Regions from separate parts of the Mus musculus genome. Here region 2 is linked to region 1. The links are chromatin loops, found by intact Hi-C in ENCODE. Cell type or tissue: gastrocnemius. All regions are shown on one strand.

The links. Peaks named below come from ENCODE experiments on the same cell type or tissue, not always from the same donor. Only the 100,000 strongest peaks of a DNase experiment are listed, where the experiment ranks them.
Region 2: it touches region 1 in a loop (6-fold over the local background); 23 of 42 quality-filtered maps call a loop at or near these places.

The regions. Positions count from the first base shown.
Region 1 is chr3:32,329,635-32,337,634 of GRCm38, forward strand. Zmat3 (zinc finger matrin type 3) reads right to left here. Exons shown (of 6, transcript NM_009517.2): 6 at 5,158-8,000. Among named protein-coding and RNA genes, the nearest start is that of Gm42201, 7.3 kb to the left of the region's middle. In gastrocnemius, no CTCF peak of the experiment used is centred here; DNase peaks (open chromatin) are centred at 3,983 and 5,450.
Region 2 is chr3:32,693,989-32,701,988 of GRCm38, forward strand. No RefSeq gene overlaps it. Among named protein-coding and RNA genes, the nearest start is that of Actl6a, 11 kb to the right of the region's middle. In gastrocnemius, a CTCF peak has its summit at 4,431 (motif pointing left); a DNase peak (open chromatin) is centred at 4,422.

The DNA.
Region 1 (8,000 bases):
CAATAAAGACAGGTTCTAATTCCACAAGTCTACAGTGAGACCTGGGGCCAGTATGTAAGTTCCAAAGCACTGGAGTAAGTTTCTAGATTCCTCATACAAGCCTGTAGGAAAGAGGCAGCTAGAGAGATAGATCAACAGTTAAGAACACTTGCTGCTCTTCCAGACAGCCTAACTTCTCCAGGAAACCTGATGCCCTCTTCTGGCCTCCTAGGGTACCCACAAACATTACTAACAAACAAACACACACACACACACACACACACACACACACACACACATACACACACACACAGCAAGTCTTTAAAGAAAGAATAAAAGAGATTCTTATCTGTGTCTCAGTTGATGGAGGACTGGCCTAACATGCTGAGCCCTCGTCTGACCCCCAACACCAGGCATGGTAGCACACCCCTATGATCCCCACACTTAGAAGTAAAGGCAGGAAGATCATGAGTTCAGGGTTTTCCACTGTTATATAGGAAGTTTGAGGACAGCCCGGGCTACATAAGATCCTCCTGTCTTAAAGAAGATCATTTAAAAAGAGAAAAATAATTTATCATAGATGTGTTGAAGTATTTGCTATGAGGAAATACTGAATGGCCCCTGTGTGCCTACTGGCAGAGGAAAAATTATAGTGTGTTCAATAAATCACATGGAAATAAGGCAAATAACAACACTCAACAGACTACATATCATTAGTCTATAGGTACTGAAAGAAACACCGAACTCAAGAATATAAGTCGAACTGTGAAGGAAAGGATGAGCCTCTTCTGAAATGGAAACTTCTAGTTTCTGTGGAATTAGTTATGTCAACTGATGTTTTGCTGGGGCACACAGGTAGAAGGCTGTCTTGCTAAAGCAGACACGTGAAAGAATGTTTTTCTAAAGTAGTCACGGGTAAATGGATGTTTTCCTGGAGCAGACATGTGAAAAAATGTTTTCCTCACGCAGACACAGGTGAAAGGATGCTTTGATCCAGCAAACACGGGAAAGGACCTGTGATGAAGGAGTATGAATATGACCCCACAGCCAGTGGGAGATGAGCACTAAGCTTTGCTTTGGTTTCCTCCACCTCTCTATTCTTCACTAACAACACACATGTATTGGATTACCTTACAAAATGTTGTTGAACTCAACTTGTGGCTCAACTCATGGCTCAACTCGTGCCATTGAGAGAAACTCACCCAAGGACTGTTTGTAAGATTCCTCTAGCAGCTTGTCACTTGCAGCAGTCTTGCCTCAGGCCAGGTGGCAAGCCTTGCAGTTTCTTCAGGATTGAACTACAGTTGCTGGGTTTGTGCCTGGTGTCACCTGCAGAAAGGACTGGACTGCAGCAGATGGTTCATGTGTGGTATCTGCCTGCCCGAGAGGACTGGTCTGCAGCTGCTGAGTTGTATTTGGTGTTTGCTACAAGACTGAACTGCTGACCAAAAAGACTGAGCTCGCCTCAAAAGAACTATTGCTGACCAGATCCAATTTCCCATCTCCTAATAACGTTTCCCTTCCACTACCTCTGCTGGGTGGTAGGCTAGAGGAGAGGTTGAACTCTTATTAAGAGTAGGTTGCAAAAATTTATGTTTACACTCTTCTAAATCTGTTTTCTTTGAAAATAGAACAAAATAAAGCAGTCTTAAGAGAGGGCTGAGCTCTCTGTGCTATGGGAAGACAGGTCTACTTGATTATCCTATACAATCTGCATGCATTGAATGCATTTTAATTCTTCATTTATGTGGGGCCGTGGGTGTGGGGGGGAGGGGGAGGGGGAGAGAACCCACGTCCTGCTAGAGTTCCGATGCTCTGGGCAGGTGGACACAGGAGGACTGCGCACACTTTCCATGCTGTGTTAAGCCACTGACCCCACATGTCAGGTGGTGGACAAGGGGCAGCCCAACTCCCAGGTTCTTGGTCTCTGGCATCCCACACTGGATACGGCAGAGGAGCTGAGAACAGAATAGGGGCCCTGGGGATGAAGGGAGGAGAGGGCAGGTGGCGCTGGATGGTTCCCATCGGTGAGAGTCCTTGGTCAGGTCCATGGCTGGAGCACAGGATGGCCTTCTGGCAGGTTAGACTCGGCTCATTAGGAGAAAGCCCATCCCATCATTCAAGCATGGCAGGCCTTGATGATCAAAGATGGTCGATGGTTTTAGAGCTTTATTGTAGAAAGACAGGGAGAAAGGAGAGAAGGTAGAAAGAGAGAGGCTGGCCATGGCCACGTGGAGAGAGGGGGTAAAGGATAAAGAGAAGGAGGGCTAGAGAATAAGAAAGGTGAGAGCTTAAGAGAGCGAGGAGGGGCCAAGCAGCCCCTCTTATAGTGGGCTGGGCTATCTTGTAGTTGCCAGGTAACTGTAGGGGGGGGAGGGGAGCATACCTGGCTATAGTCAGGTAACTGTGGGGGTGGAGTCTAGCCAGAATGTCAGAAGCTTGGGACATTACCTGACTGGTAGTCACAGAATTATGGACAGGCACCTGATTCTGGGAATGTGGCTCCACTTTCCATCCCTAGTAGATTTCTCTATTGGGTCACCTGAGCAAGCCCTATTCAACCAAAATAGGCTGCCTATCACAGTCCCACAGACTTATATATACCTTCATACACTCATATGCTTAGAACTGTCATTTATAATAGCCAAGGGTAAACAGAAGGAACCAAAATGCCCACTGATGGATGATGGGTAAGCTCTATGTACCTCTACATGCAACGGAGTACTATGAAGGCAATTTTGGCATGTAGTCCAGTGCTGAGAGAACCTTATGCTTAGAGAAGTAAGACGAATAAGGCAGGGAGCGACAGACTTCCCCTGCTGTAAGACTCCTCAGGTAGTCAGCTTCATAAGCTCAGAGGGCAGAATGGTGGCCACCAGGCCCTGGGGAGGGGAAAACGGAAGGTCGTGCTTGATGACGTTTCAGACTGGGCAGATGAGAACCACTGAGGGGCGGGATGGTGGTCATGGCTACACAACAAAGTAAGCGGATCTGATGCCACCTTAAAAATGATTACAGCAACCCATTCTTTTATGCACGAGTTACTCACTTAAGTCCTTAACTTTAAAAGTCAGAATAATTCCCCAAACTAAAAAAATGGGTTATCATGTAAGAGAATACACACTCAAAGGTCAAGCCACACTGCTGGCTGTTTGTCATGACACACTGGTGTCACCAAAAAGGGCAAACAGACCAGCTCCAGAAACTAAAGAACTAGAGTAACTGACAGCTCAAGGGATGGGAAAACAGCTTAAGGGATGGGAAAACAGAGTGAGTTCAGGATCTAGCTTGTCAAAAAGATAAAAGAGAAAGTCATTTTTAAGATACTCCTCTAAATGACCTACAGTACAAAGGAAGGGATGGAAGGAACTCTCGACCAGGCCGGCCTCGAGACAGTGAGCACTGGGCATTAGCACCAGCCTTTTCCAAATGTCCTGTCTCCTGAGCTGCAACTCACTGTACAGAAACTATTCTGCCCCTGCCCCAAACACATCACATTCAGGAAAAGCTTAGAGCTTCAAACTTGGTTTTTATGCTGTCCCAGTGACTCACTCTCACACGCTGTGCCTTTATTTCATTGTTTTTCTCACTTCCCCAGTCTTTTTTTTTTTTTTTTTTTTTTTTGAGGATCTAATTCCTTGCTCCCGGTGTAGAGACTTGCACTTACGATCACTTCATTCTCAGGTCTGTTCTTCTTGTCCACATGCAGCAAAATGTGGAGTGAGGGGGTTGTCTGGTTTGGTTTTTAAATAAAACAGGCATTCTGAAAGAACTGTATTTGTTTAAAATAAAATAGGCATTCGCCACAATAATTACTCTAGCAGCTTTATCAAGGGAAACATTCACCAATAGTTATTGAAGACACTATGTCTGAATTTTCAAATGAACCTATGTTTTGCTGCACTTACCAGTAAAACGCATATCCTCCACATTTTCTTAAACCTAAATCCTGACTTTAAGCTCCTCACAATGGCTAGATGCAAGCTTTGAAGAGTCCACACGGTGGCGCTAAATACCTATGGGCCAAGTCTATAACCCAGTGAACTGTTATGAAAATCAGAGCAAAGGAGCCTCTGGCAAACAAGGATTAGATAATGAAGCTAATATGAAAGCCATCTTGTTCTTGTCTGGAGGGAAGGCTGCCGTCCAAAATACATTTGAAGTTCTAATTACATACCTAAAAACCCAAATGGCAAGCCTAACTTACCAGCTTCTCTCTCTTCCAAAGGCAGGTCTACCTCTGGTCGCAGAGGTAGATTCCAGGGCCAGGTACATTCCAGGGCCAAGTACACATCTCATGTATGTTAGGGGGTTACACGTGTGTTAGACACATTTATATTAAGATTTTTTGTCTCGGTCCTATTAACACTCTCATTGCACTGCAATAAACTGTCTTCATTTCTAAGTTCTCAATAGTTTGAGTATCCCACAAATAGGATAAATTTTTGTGCCCTGAGCTCAAAAGACAAGTCTTAAAGCTCTTCACAAACACTGGGTGCGGCCTTCACACTCTCCTATCAGGTCACCAGTGGCCTGGGAATGTCCGGTGTGGTCTTACAGGCAGCTGTGAGGCATAGGCTGGGGCATGACCTTGGACTGAGGGCCAAGGTCCCCATCTGGGAAAACCTAGAGCAAGGAAACCTGCAAGGCTCCTGGGACTTAGGCACCTCTGATGGCCCTCCTCATCCCATCTTAAAACTTACAACCTACTTTTCAAACAGACATTTAAATTCAAAGCATGATGCATGCACTCCACAGCACTCCAAAGACTCTGTGAGGACTGCATTCCAGTGACTATGTCCATAACCCCATTTCATAGGTGGAATGCCCAAGAGATGAGTGAGCGTCTGCTCTCTGATGTGTTTCTTTCCAGGAGCAGGAGTTGTCATTCTTCTGGGTTCATTCTCTCAGAATTTGAAGAGAACATAAATATCAGAAGGTATCACAAAACAGAATACACCCCGGTCCCAGGTTAGCTGGGAAGGAAGAGTCGGAGGTGGATGGGTAGCTAGGCCAACTCCACAGCAAGTCCTCAAATTCAGTATTCTAAGCCTTGGAAAGCACACAGTAGACCACATACCGCTGTGAACTGGGAGCGCACATCCCACCTGAAGTATGGGGATGACAGCTGGGTGCTAATCACTGATGCTAACTTCCTCCCGACTCAGAACCGAACGCTTTTGAGACAAGACTCAGAAACTGTTTTATTGAACTGAACACAAAAAGCCCGTTACAATGTCATCAAGCCTTTATCAGAAATCAGTACATACATGAGAATACACAGCCAAGATGAGCCAACGTAAGTGGTCTAAGCTTAAATAACATTCAGACTTCTGTATTTATTAGGCTGAAGGAAATAAAAACCAAAAGAGCAATTTCAATTTCACAATTCACAGTTGATTGGTTTGAATCCTGTGACGTCAGTCAGCTCTGTAGCCCCAGAACATAGACTGGCCCACTGCCCGGTGGCCTGCTCAGACACTCAACGGCCAAGTGACAAGTGGGGAGCGTGATATGACACAGCCCCACTTTCCGGTTTGGACTGGCATTTCTTAGCTGCGTTCTTTCTAGTGAAACAGCAAAAGCACATTTTCGGTTTGCCACACTGATCACGTGAAAGGTTCACATTCTCTCGGCTTCCTGCTTCACTTCTAACTTAAGACAATAACTGAATTAAAACGCACCCTTGACACTGAAAGCAAGATCAGCTTTGCTTCTGGATCAAGAGCACATACCCCAGAGAGGACATGTATGTCTCAGCAGACAGCTGGGATGCTTGACAGAGTAGCCTGGCATACCCAATAAGGCATTTCGAAGGCAACACACAAAACCCATGCCAGGTCACTACAGTTGACTGGGGGTGGGGGGTGGGGGGCCACAGGTGAGCAGAGTCAACGTGAGACTTACAAAGTGACACACTGGCTTACAGAACCTTTGGTGGGTGATCAGATACTGAAAGAAGGCAGAACAACGACCAGCCACGTCCAGGAGGGTTTGCTCCCGAGAGGGCTTTGCCCTGCCTAAGACAGTATCGCTCACCCTGACTTATGGAGTCATTTCTTAAAACCAACAAAAAAAGCATCAGGTAGAGAGTGCATGAGAGGGGTCAGTGATGGAGAACACCATTTTCACGAAGGGGTGGGGGGAGGGGGGGTCACGTGACCACTTACGTAGCCAGAGTGGTCATAAAAGCCATTTAAAGACAAAAACAATCAGACAGACCCTGCATGAGTTGGTGCTCAACAGTGCAGTGAGATTTTAGCAATTGCTTTGGACTCAATTAGAACTACAATTTATATAGCTTGGCATGGTGGTACATGCCTGTAATCCCAGCACCAGGAGGTGGAGGCAGGAGGATCGGGGGAGTTCAAGGTCAGCCTTGGCTACATAGTAGAAGTGACTCACCTGAGCTACATGGAACATCACAAAAACAACAAATACCCACAGGAATATCTCTGTGTTAAGAGAACTGTGAAATGTCTAAAACTAAAATTCTAGTTGGTAAAAAATAAACACAGTCCTTCTAAGGGCACAAAAGGAAGTGTTCGGTTACACTGGAAGCCTAAGATTACAACTTAAATGCACTCAGGTTGGATTGTGATTTGGTTCTCCCCATCCAACCTATCCAACCTGAGCAAACCCCTTCAGCTCTGCAGCGCTGGCCACAGGAGGCGGGCAGAGGATGGAGGCAGACCGCAGTTCTCTCCGACATGACTGGAGGGAGGCTGTAGACTGCCTAAGGCTTGCCCAGCCCTCAGTAGACAGTACTGTTGTCTCAGAGTTTAATCCTGCTATGTACAGGCATAGGAGGCGAGTGGTTACAGCGCCTGGGAGTTCACAGCAAGTCCTGTCGGGAACGTAACGTTTGTGGGCCACGTAACCTGGTACGGACTTGTTGGAAACCCTAAGCACACTCAAGAACAGAAACAAGGAAGACTGCTATCCACAGGAGAGTACAGAGACTGCTTACTGCCTCAGGTTATGACCTACACATGCTGTCTTCCTAAGACATTAACATGTGAATATTAAATCCTAGTGTATGACACCCATGGTAGGGACGCTGTCTGAAATGTATAGAGCCATCTGTCCTGATGGGCAGACAGAAGAACACAGCGATGGGCTCATGGGAGTCGTGAGGAAACCCGAGTAGGGAAATGTCAACAGTAGGAGATAGAGTTAGGTGTGCTCCAAAATGTTTTCCACTTTGACAAATGTCCAAAATTCTTCATAATGAAATTCTGAGGCAAATGTTACTATTTCTACATGAAAATTGGTTTAATCGTATGTTCAGAAGGTTGTAGAGACCGCAGGAAATTTAATATTTTCAGCTAATCGAAGGAAGGAAACTGTCATTTTCAAAGGCCTCCAACTTGCTTAAAAAGGTCCCTCTATCCACGCAGAGACGAAGTACAACACCACCCAGAGCTACAGTCTGTTTGTATACATAATTCTCTCCACTCTACAGAAGAACCAAGCCGGAGCGCGGTCACTGTAGGACGTTTGCTTCCACATCAGCATCTCAAGCTCTGAGTCCTCAGTGGCATCAAACACAGGCACAGAGATGACTACTGCCAGCCTCAGCAGCCAGGCTCCCACCCAGAGTGCACACTTCACCCAAAAGCAAATTGAGATTGCACTAGGAAATGGAGAGAGGGAGGCAGACACAGAGCAGAATTCACAAGGACCGTTGATATTTCAAGCTATTTAATGAACAGTGGTTAATGGCAGTAAATCCTGTCTTCTCTACCCTCTGTGAAATGCTAACACTTGCTAAAGGCACTCATATTCTGGGTTTAACGGACACAAGGTCACATGGGACCATAAGCCAGGACTTTTTTTTTTTGGTAGCTACAGAGAAAGGGCGTTCACAAAGAGTCCCTATTGATAATGGAAGGAAACACCACACAGCTATCCATATAAATGTCTCATGAGAAGCTATTTACACAGCTAGTGTTCACTCAGCTACACTGACACGGCAGCTCACAGGAGACTCGCCCAAACAGAACCCAAAAGCAACAAAG
Region 2 (8,000 bases), 360 kb after region 1:
CCCCTTGGCCACCCATTGAGTCCTAGGATACAGTCTGATCACATGGAACTAGGAATCAGAAGCAAGAGCTCAACCAATAGCAGCAGCGTGGGGAGCAGGGGATGAAAGTGGGCAGTGGAGGCAGAGCCAAAACAACTTGTGTTGCCAGTGAGGTGACCCGTAGCTCTTGAGGGAATCTTGTGACACTGTGACCACAAACAGGGCTCAAGCCAGAGGCCATTGCAGCTTCTGGCTTAATCAACATGTGAATGGACTTTGGTAGAACTCTGGAGGAGGTCAAGTGTGGCTTGCACTTTCTTCTCTCTGGGTGACCCATAAGCTGTTGGGACCGGGTTCCATCGCTGGTGGCTGATTCTCCTTTCTATTGTTGCACAAGATGAGTCTTGCCCAAAGAGCTCACAGCTTTGTGAGAGCAAGACAATGGACCTTCTTGTCTCAGTCCCTGCCTCCTCCCAGGTCCCAAGAGACACCAGCCTGCACTAATAGCCGTTAGGGTTATCGCGTTTATGAGGCAAGAGTTGTACAGCATAAAAGACCAAGGCTGGCATGTGAAACATATTCAGACAAGGAAACAGTGATATTTGTGTTGAGTTTGGACAGAAGGATTTGAAGTATGAATTGAATACTTGTATTGGATGATGTATTTTAACAGCTCCTGTGTGTGTGTGTGTGTGTGTGTGTGTGTGTGTATAAAGTTACAGCACTCCCTCTCCCTCTCCCTCTCCCTCTCCCTCTCCCTCTCTCTCTCCCTCTCCCTCTCTCTCTCCCTCTCCCCCTCTCTCTCTCTCTCTCCCTCTCTTGCTGGTGCTGGTATGCAAATATTGGTAATAGCTATGTAGCACCCTAAAATAACTTAACAATGTGTTAGAGAAGATGAAATGGGTGCAGAAATAAGTAGAATTTTAGAGGTATTTCAAGTGCTGCTTGAGTTCTTAAGAGAGAGTCATTCTATCCGTTTGGAGGATTACAGGACCAGGTAAGGCATGGGCTGTTTTCAGAGAAGCAGATTTGACTTAGATGTACAGGCGGGCAGGCATCGGGAATGCTGAGAGGACATAGTGCTGGGAGTAAAGCCACCACAGGAAGGCTTGGGGAGTGGCCAGGGGCCACTTTGGGTGACCCGGAGTCTATCTGAGAAGAGCTGGAGAGATGACACCACAATAAAGAGTGCGTACTGCTCTTGCGGAGGATTCACTTCCCAGCACCCGTGTGAGGCAGCTCGTAACCACCTATGATTCAAGCACCCTCTTCTGACCTCTGAGGGTTCCTGCACTCACATGAACTTACCCCTCACATATGCGGAATTAAAGTAAAATAAATACAACTTTAAAGAGTTACTGTGAGAGGCCAGGACACATGGGTGATGATATCACCTGAATTGATCTCATATGTTCAAGTCATAATCCTAGTACCTCAAGTGAGGCTACATGTGGAGATAATGTTTTAACAGATGTTACGACGTGGTCTTCAGAGTGGGTCCTAATCCAATATTGTAGAAGAGGAAGTTTGGGCACAGACATGCAAAAACATAGAGGAAAGACTTCATGGTGACATCGGGACAAGCAGCCAATGACAATTTGAGAGAAATGCAGCAGTCAACAGCTTGATCTCACGGTGCCAGTGACTTATTTGGTGTTTCTATTGCTGGGATAAAGGATAAAATATGTACATTATGGTGGTTTGAATGAGAATGGCTCCCAAAGGCTCATAGACTGAATGTTTGGTTGCCAGATAGTGAAACTGAGTAGGGTTAGGAGATGTGACCTTATTGAAGATGGTGTGGCCCCATTGGAGTAGGTGTGGCCTTTTGGAATGGGTGTGGCCTTTTGGAGGCGATGTGCCACTGGGCTTTAAGATTTCAAAAACCTATTCCAGGTTTAGTGTCTCTTTCCCTCTGCCTGATGCCTGTGGATTAGTATGTAAAGCTCTCAGCTGTTGCTTCGACACCATGCTTGTCCGCTCCCCAACAGAATGATAAAGAACTAATCCTCCAAAACTGTAAGCAGGCCCCCAATTAAATGCTTTTCTTTATACAATTTACAATTGTAGTTCATCACTGAGGGAAGGCAGGCTAGGAACTCAAGCAGGGAAGGAATCTTGAGGCAGGAATTGAAACAGAGACCATGGAGAAATGCTGATTGCTGGCTTGTCCCCCATGACTTGCTTAGCCTGCTTTCTTAAAAACCACTTATGACCACTTGAGGTGTGGCACCACCCACAGTGGGCCAGGCCCCTTCTACATTAATTATTGAGAAAATGTCGCTGGGCAGTGGTGGTGAATGCCTTTAATCCTAGCATTTACGAGGCAGAGGCAGGTGGGTTTCTAAGTTGGAGGCCAGCCTGGTCTACAGAGTGAGTTCCAGGACGGCTCGGGCTATACAGAGAAACCCTGTCTCGAACGTTCATCCCCCCCTCCCAAAAAAAAGAAAGTATTCCCATGGGTACACCTACAGGCCAATCTGATGGTAACATTTTTCTAAACCGTGGTTCCCTCTTCTTGATAACTCTACCTTGTGTCAAGAAGAAAACAAACAAACAAACAACAACAACAACAACAACAGATAACCACAATTAGTTAGGACAGGGCCCAGACTGATGAATCTTTTCATCTTGAACTTCCCCATCTGTGGCCCTTTAAGGTACTCTCAGGAGCCTAAGCCAGGTACGTTAGAGCTGTTCCCCGGGGTCTTGGATTCCATGAAAAGGAGTTTAGGCTAGACCCTGGGCAGGATTTGGTGGTGCTCTGGGCTGTGGAACAGCTCCATGACAATGTTGCCACTGATTCACATTAGTGGTACATCAGGGTGGCCCAAGGAGTTACTTTGCAGCATCCACTAATTACATATCGACCCTGCTCCCTACATGGTTATCGTGTCCTGTGTCCCAGGAGCTGCAGCAAATGAGCAAAGGTTTTGGTGTTTTGTTTTTGTGGTGAGAGCGCATAGACACAAACATTCATGTTATCTCACACATGGTTTTCAGTGCTGGTGTTGTCTTTTGAGGACCCCACTGTCTCCACTGCAGAATTGGACTGGTGTATTGTGAAGGAGCCTGCCGTTACCAAATTGTTAGTCCCCCCGGGGGAGAATAGGATCACTACCACACTTTAGAGACAAAATGGAAGGAAGCTTGATTTTATTGGGGTGCACCCAGGAGCTGGCCAGCGGCGACTATCTCTTATATCAGGTTAAAGAGAGCAGGGCATAGTCTATTTCTTGGACCCCTTCTAAGGAGTAGAATCACAATTGGTTTCAAATCAGGTTTACAGAAGAGAGACAATAAAGAAAAAGGAAATATAGAAAAAAAATCTCAAAAAAAATCACCATGTGGTCATCATGTGATTAGGGAAGGCTAAGGGGGGCTAGAATATCCTCAAAAATAAGTCAAGATCATGGCTCGAGGAAACAGACTTTAAAAACAGCAACTCGGCTCTTCTAGTAAATAAAAGCTTATTTTTAACAATACAGCATTATGGCTTCTGTCTTCAAAATGGAGTTAGGCTGGTTCCTCAAAATATCGTTTGCTTCCTCATAATCACTGATCTGTTAGTAAGATGGTTAGCAGAGCCCTTCTTATCCTAATGGCAAGACAGACATGTGTGAATCTGACTCAGTGTTTCAGTCAATATTCTATTGCTGTGAAGAGGCACCACGACCAAGGCAACTCTTACAAAAGAACACACTTAATTGGGACTTGCTTACAGTTTCAGAGGCTTAGTCCATTATTTGCATGGTGGCACGTAGGCAGACATGGTACCTGAGAGATATACAGCCAGATCTGAAGGCAACAGGGAGAGAGAGACACAGGGCCTGGTGTGAGCCTTTGAAACCCCAAAGCCCACCCCCAGTGACACACTTCTTTCAGCAAGGCCACACCTACTCCAGCAAGGGCATACCTCCTAATGCCTGTCTTAGTGCCTCTCCCTAGTGACCAAGTACTCAAATCTATGAGCCTGTGGGGGCCATTCCTATTCAAACCTCCATACCCTGTTTCTGTGTCTGAGAAGTTGAGATTCCAGTTACCTGTAATCTGAGCAGCGCTTGCACAGAAATGTCAGGGAACATAAGATGGTGCTTTCTATCATTCCTCATAATACATATATCTACACTAAAATGTCTATGTTGAAATTTGCCTTTCATAGTCACTTACTTTGTGTATTTTACAGTATGGAGTAATTCTAGGTATACCTATTTTTTAAGAGGAATTTTTTTTTTCTTTTTGGACGGAGATAGTCTTGCAAATTTGTTTCTTAGCGTTTGTATCTAACAGTTGAAGCCTTTCCAACAGTGGATTTAATAAACATGGAGGAAGAGGTCCTTGTGGTTATGTAGTGATAACTGAATTCCTTAATGTGCTTTGACAGGCTTGACTTGAGGAGAACTGGTGTGGTACCATAAGAACAGAAGACCAGCGCCCCCTTGTGTCGAAGCCAGAGGCTGCAGCAGGAACACAGAACATTCTTTATGCTTGGAGTACCAGGCTTTTGAAAGCGCAATGTCTATTGATTTGGACTCCGAGTCAGTCTCTGAGCACCCACTGTTGGGCCAGATGACTTCACTGTGGGACTTCACTGTTTATTGATGTAGTATCTGGGCTTAGGAAGAAATGCTCCAAGTGTGGATAAAGAGAACTGGTTTGCTTTGTCCTCGTACTGCAGAGGAACCAGCTCAGAGGCCCTCACATGCTGGTCATGTGCTCTGCCACTGAGCTGTGCGCCCATCCCAGGCACTTCTAGTTTTGATAAGGTGTGCCAGTGAGAAGGGACAGCCAATAGTCCTGAGGTTTCTTGCTCTTTAATCCTACTAGTATCAGTAACATTGACTGAGGCCTGGGGAAGACTGTAGACAGAAATCAGGCTTTAGGGGAGAAATAGCCATGCAGAAACATCTTGCAGCCTTCAGATAGTCTCCAGGATTCTGTGGTGTGCTGGGAATCAGACCCAATAATTTTATTTTTTTAATTCATTATATAGTAAGTAGTTTTCTAAATTTTAAAGACATATTTTTTTTTGGTATATAGATGCTTTCCCTGCTTGTATGTCTGTGCACCATGTATGTGAAGTGTTGAGGGAGGTCAGAAGGTGTCAGATCCCTAGGATCGGGAGTCTGGATGATCACAAGCCATCTTGTAGGTACTGGGCATTGTCCCTGGGTCTTCTAGAGAGCAACAAGTGCTCTTAAACACTGAACCAATTCTCTAGCCCCAAGTTTTCTAGTATTTAAGAATTAAAAAATACAAGCAGCAGCTGGGAATGGTGGCACACCCCTTTAATACCAGGACTTGGGGCAGGGGCAGGCAAATCTGTGAGTTAGAGGCCAGCTTGATCTATAGTGTAAGTTCCAAGGCAGACAGGCTACACAGAGAAACTCTATTTCCAAATATCAACAACTGACCAACTGACCGACCAACCAACCAACCAACCACCACAAGCTGCCATGATCTAAGTCTCACCTCAAAGGAAGCAATGCCATGACTGTGGAGTGTTCTCTTGGGCTGAACAGTTTTCCTTTAAGAGATTCTTCTAGCAATTCAATACTTTAGGGTCAATAATTTTAGCGTCTTGTTATCTTTTTTTTTTTTAATTAACTGTGGCATCGGAGTGCTTACTAAGCGTGAATGAAGCCTCAGGTCTGATCCCCTGCACAGTGTAAAGCCAGGTGTATCTGTGGTGGTGCCTGTAACAGTAGAACTCTGGAGGCAGAGACAGGAGGATCAGAAATTCAAGGCCATCTTCAGATAGATGGTGAGTTTAAGGCCAGCCTGGGTGTTAAGAGGTCTTGTTTCAAAATAAAGTATAATCAAAGGCTTAGTGTTGGGGCCAGCCAGCAGCTCACATGTCCGGGTTCGAGCCTGGAAGGCATCTTGGAACTGAAAGAAAAGAGAGAGCCTAGGCAGGTTGAGAAATAATGGAACCAAGACAAGTAGTCTGCTCAAGGTTCAAATTTTTAATGGTGGACACGCTTTATAAAAGAGGGAGGAAGTCCATTCCCGCCAATTCATCCTTGGAGCCTGGAACCAGCTGCAGGTGATGATGTGCAGGATAGGGCATAGTCTCCAGAGTAGCTCCGGGGCCTCTCAGCTGGTAGCAGTATCTTGAAGAGGAACAGCGACAGTGGCTCAACAATAGAGTGATCTAGGGAGGAAGGCTCCCCCCTAGATAATCTCCTTAGTGGCAGCAAGGTCAAGTTCTGGCTCAGCCTGCTTCAGGCTTATGGGAGGCTACATCTCCTCCCTGTTATTAATATTTTTAAAAAGCTGGACTGAGGCATAAAATTTATCTATGCTCCATAGTCCTGCCTGGGAATTATGGTGGCTGGCGGCCGTACCTGCCTGAGGATCTCAGATCCTCTCAAACCATCCAATTCCGTCATAGGAAGTTACATGCAGCTAGTTTGTGTTATAATTCACACAAACATGGCTCTGTGGTTTAATATCAACAGCCACGGCCTTTTGGCATGTACCCCCGTCTTAGATTGGTATGATCCGGGATCTGGTTGCCCGTCATTGACTAACTGGCCCTCATAGCGCACCTTATTCCCAAATCAGACCAAAGCCACAATATGTACTTATAATTCTTCTTGATGAAAATTAATAACTGCCACCTGCGCACTGTTAGGGGCGGGGATGCATGCCTGCTGCAGTCAAGCTGAAGGGCCTTGATTGACCTGCTTGAAAAACAAAGTCAAGACAGTGAAAGGCACAGTACAAAAGCTTCTTCGGAGGAAGACCAGGTACCCCATTCAATTGCAAATTAGCAATGATCAGGCTAGACTTAGAGCTCCTGGTGTGTGTGTGTGTGGGGGGGTGACTTTGAGAATTGCAGAAAGGCTTACAGCTTCCCTGTGAGTGGAGGCTGTGCTTTAATTTAACTTTTTGGCTAAAGAGGATTTTTAGCCATAATCAAGGTTAGAGTCATACTTACTAGAAGATTCAGGATCTGTGTCTAGTTGTTGAACTAAACTCTCAGGCAGCCATCGCGCTCCATCTTCTTTTTGTGAAAAAACACAGACCAAGCCCCTTTCCCAGATTAGGACCGGGTCTGGACCCTTCCATTCATTAGTAAATGGGTCCTGCCACTTTACCATGGCATAAGAACTAGAAGTAACTGGATGCCAGTGGCAATCCACTGCAGACTGACCTTTAACATCAGTTTGCAAAAAATTTAGAACAAATAAAGCAAAAGCAAGATGTGCCTTTGGTGACCTTGGCGGGGAGGGGGGGTATAACTGCCCCTGTTTTGTTTCTTAAAAGCCAATTTTTTAAAGTGCGATGAGCACGTTTAACTATTCCTTGTCTCATGGGGTTATAAGAAATTCCAGTTTTATGTTTGATGCCAAATTCTTTACAAAATGAAGTAATTTTTTTTTTTTTTTTTTTTTGCTAGAATAGGATGGCCCGTTATCTGTCTTAATAAGTTTAGGCAATCCCATGGCATTAAAGGTTTGTAGGCAATAATCAATTACATTTTTGGAGGCTTCTCCTGTATGCAGAGAAGCAAAAAGAAACCCTGAACAAGTATCAATACAAACATGTATATATTTTAATTTTCCAAATTCTGCATACTGAGTTACATCCACTTGCCAAATATGATTAGGCATGTGGCACTGGAGATAATGTAATACATTTAGGATATTGTTTTACAATCATTCTTGCCTACTCCTTAGTGATCTTAAGTCGGAGCCTTAAGGTCTGGCTAGAGAGATGAAATTTTTCATGATCATGTTTGGTCAAAGCAACAGGATCTGAAATTAAGGCTTCTCCTATTAGAGCTCTGTCGATGCAATCATTGCCTTCAGCTAAAGGTTCAGGAAGACCAGAATGAGATCGTATGTGGCCAATATAGAACGGGTGTTTTTGGGCAAGAATGATGTTTTGCAATTGTGAAAACAGGGATCCTGCTGGCGTATTAAACATACCACAGGTATCCAATAAGGATACCGATTGTGCAACATATAAACTATCAGTAAAAATATTAAAAGCCTCATGTACAGACTGAAAGA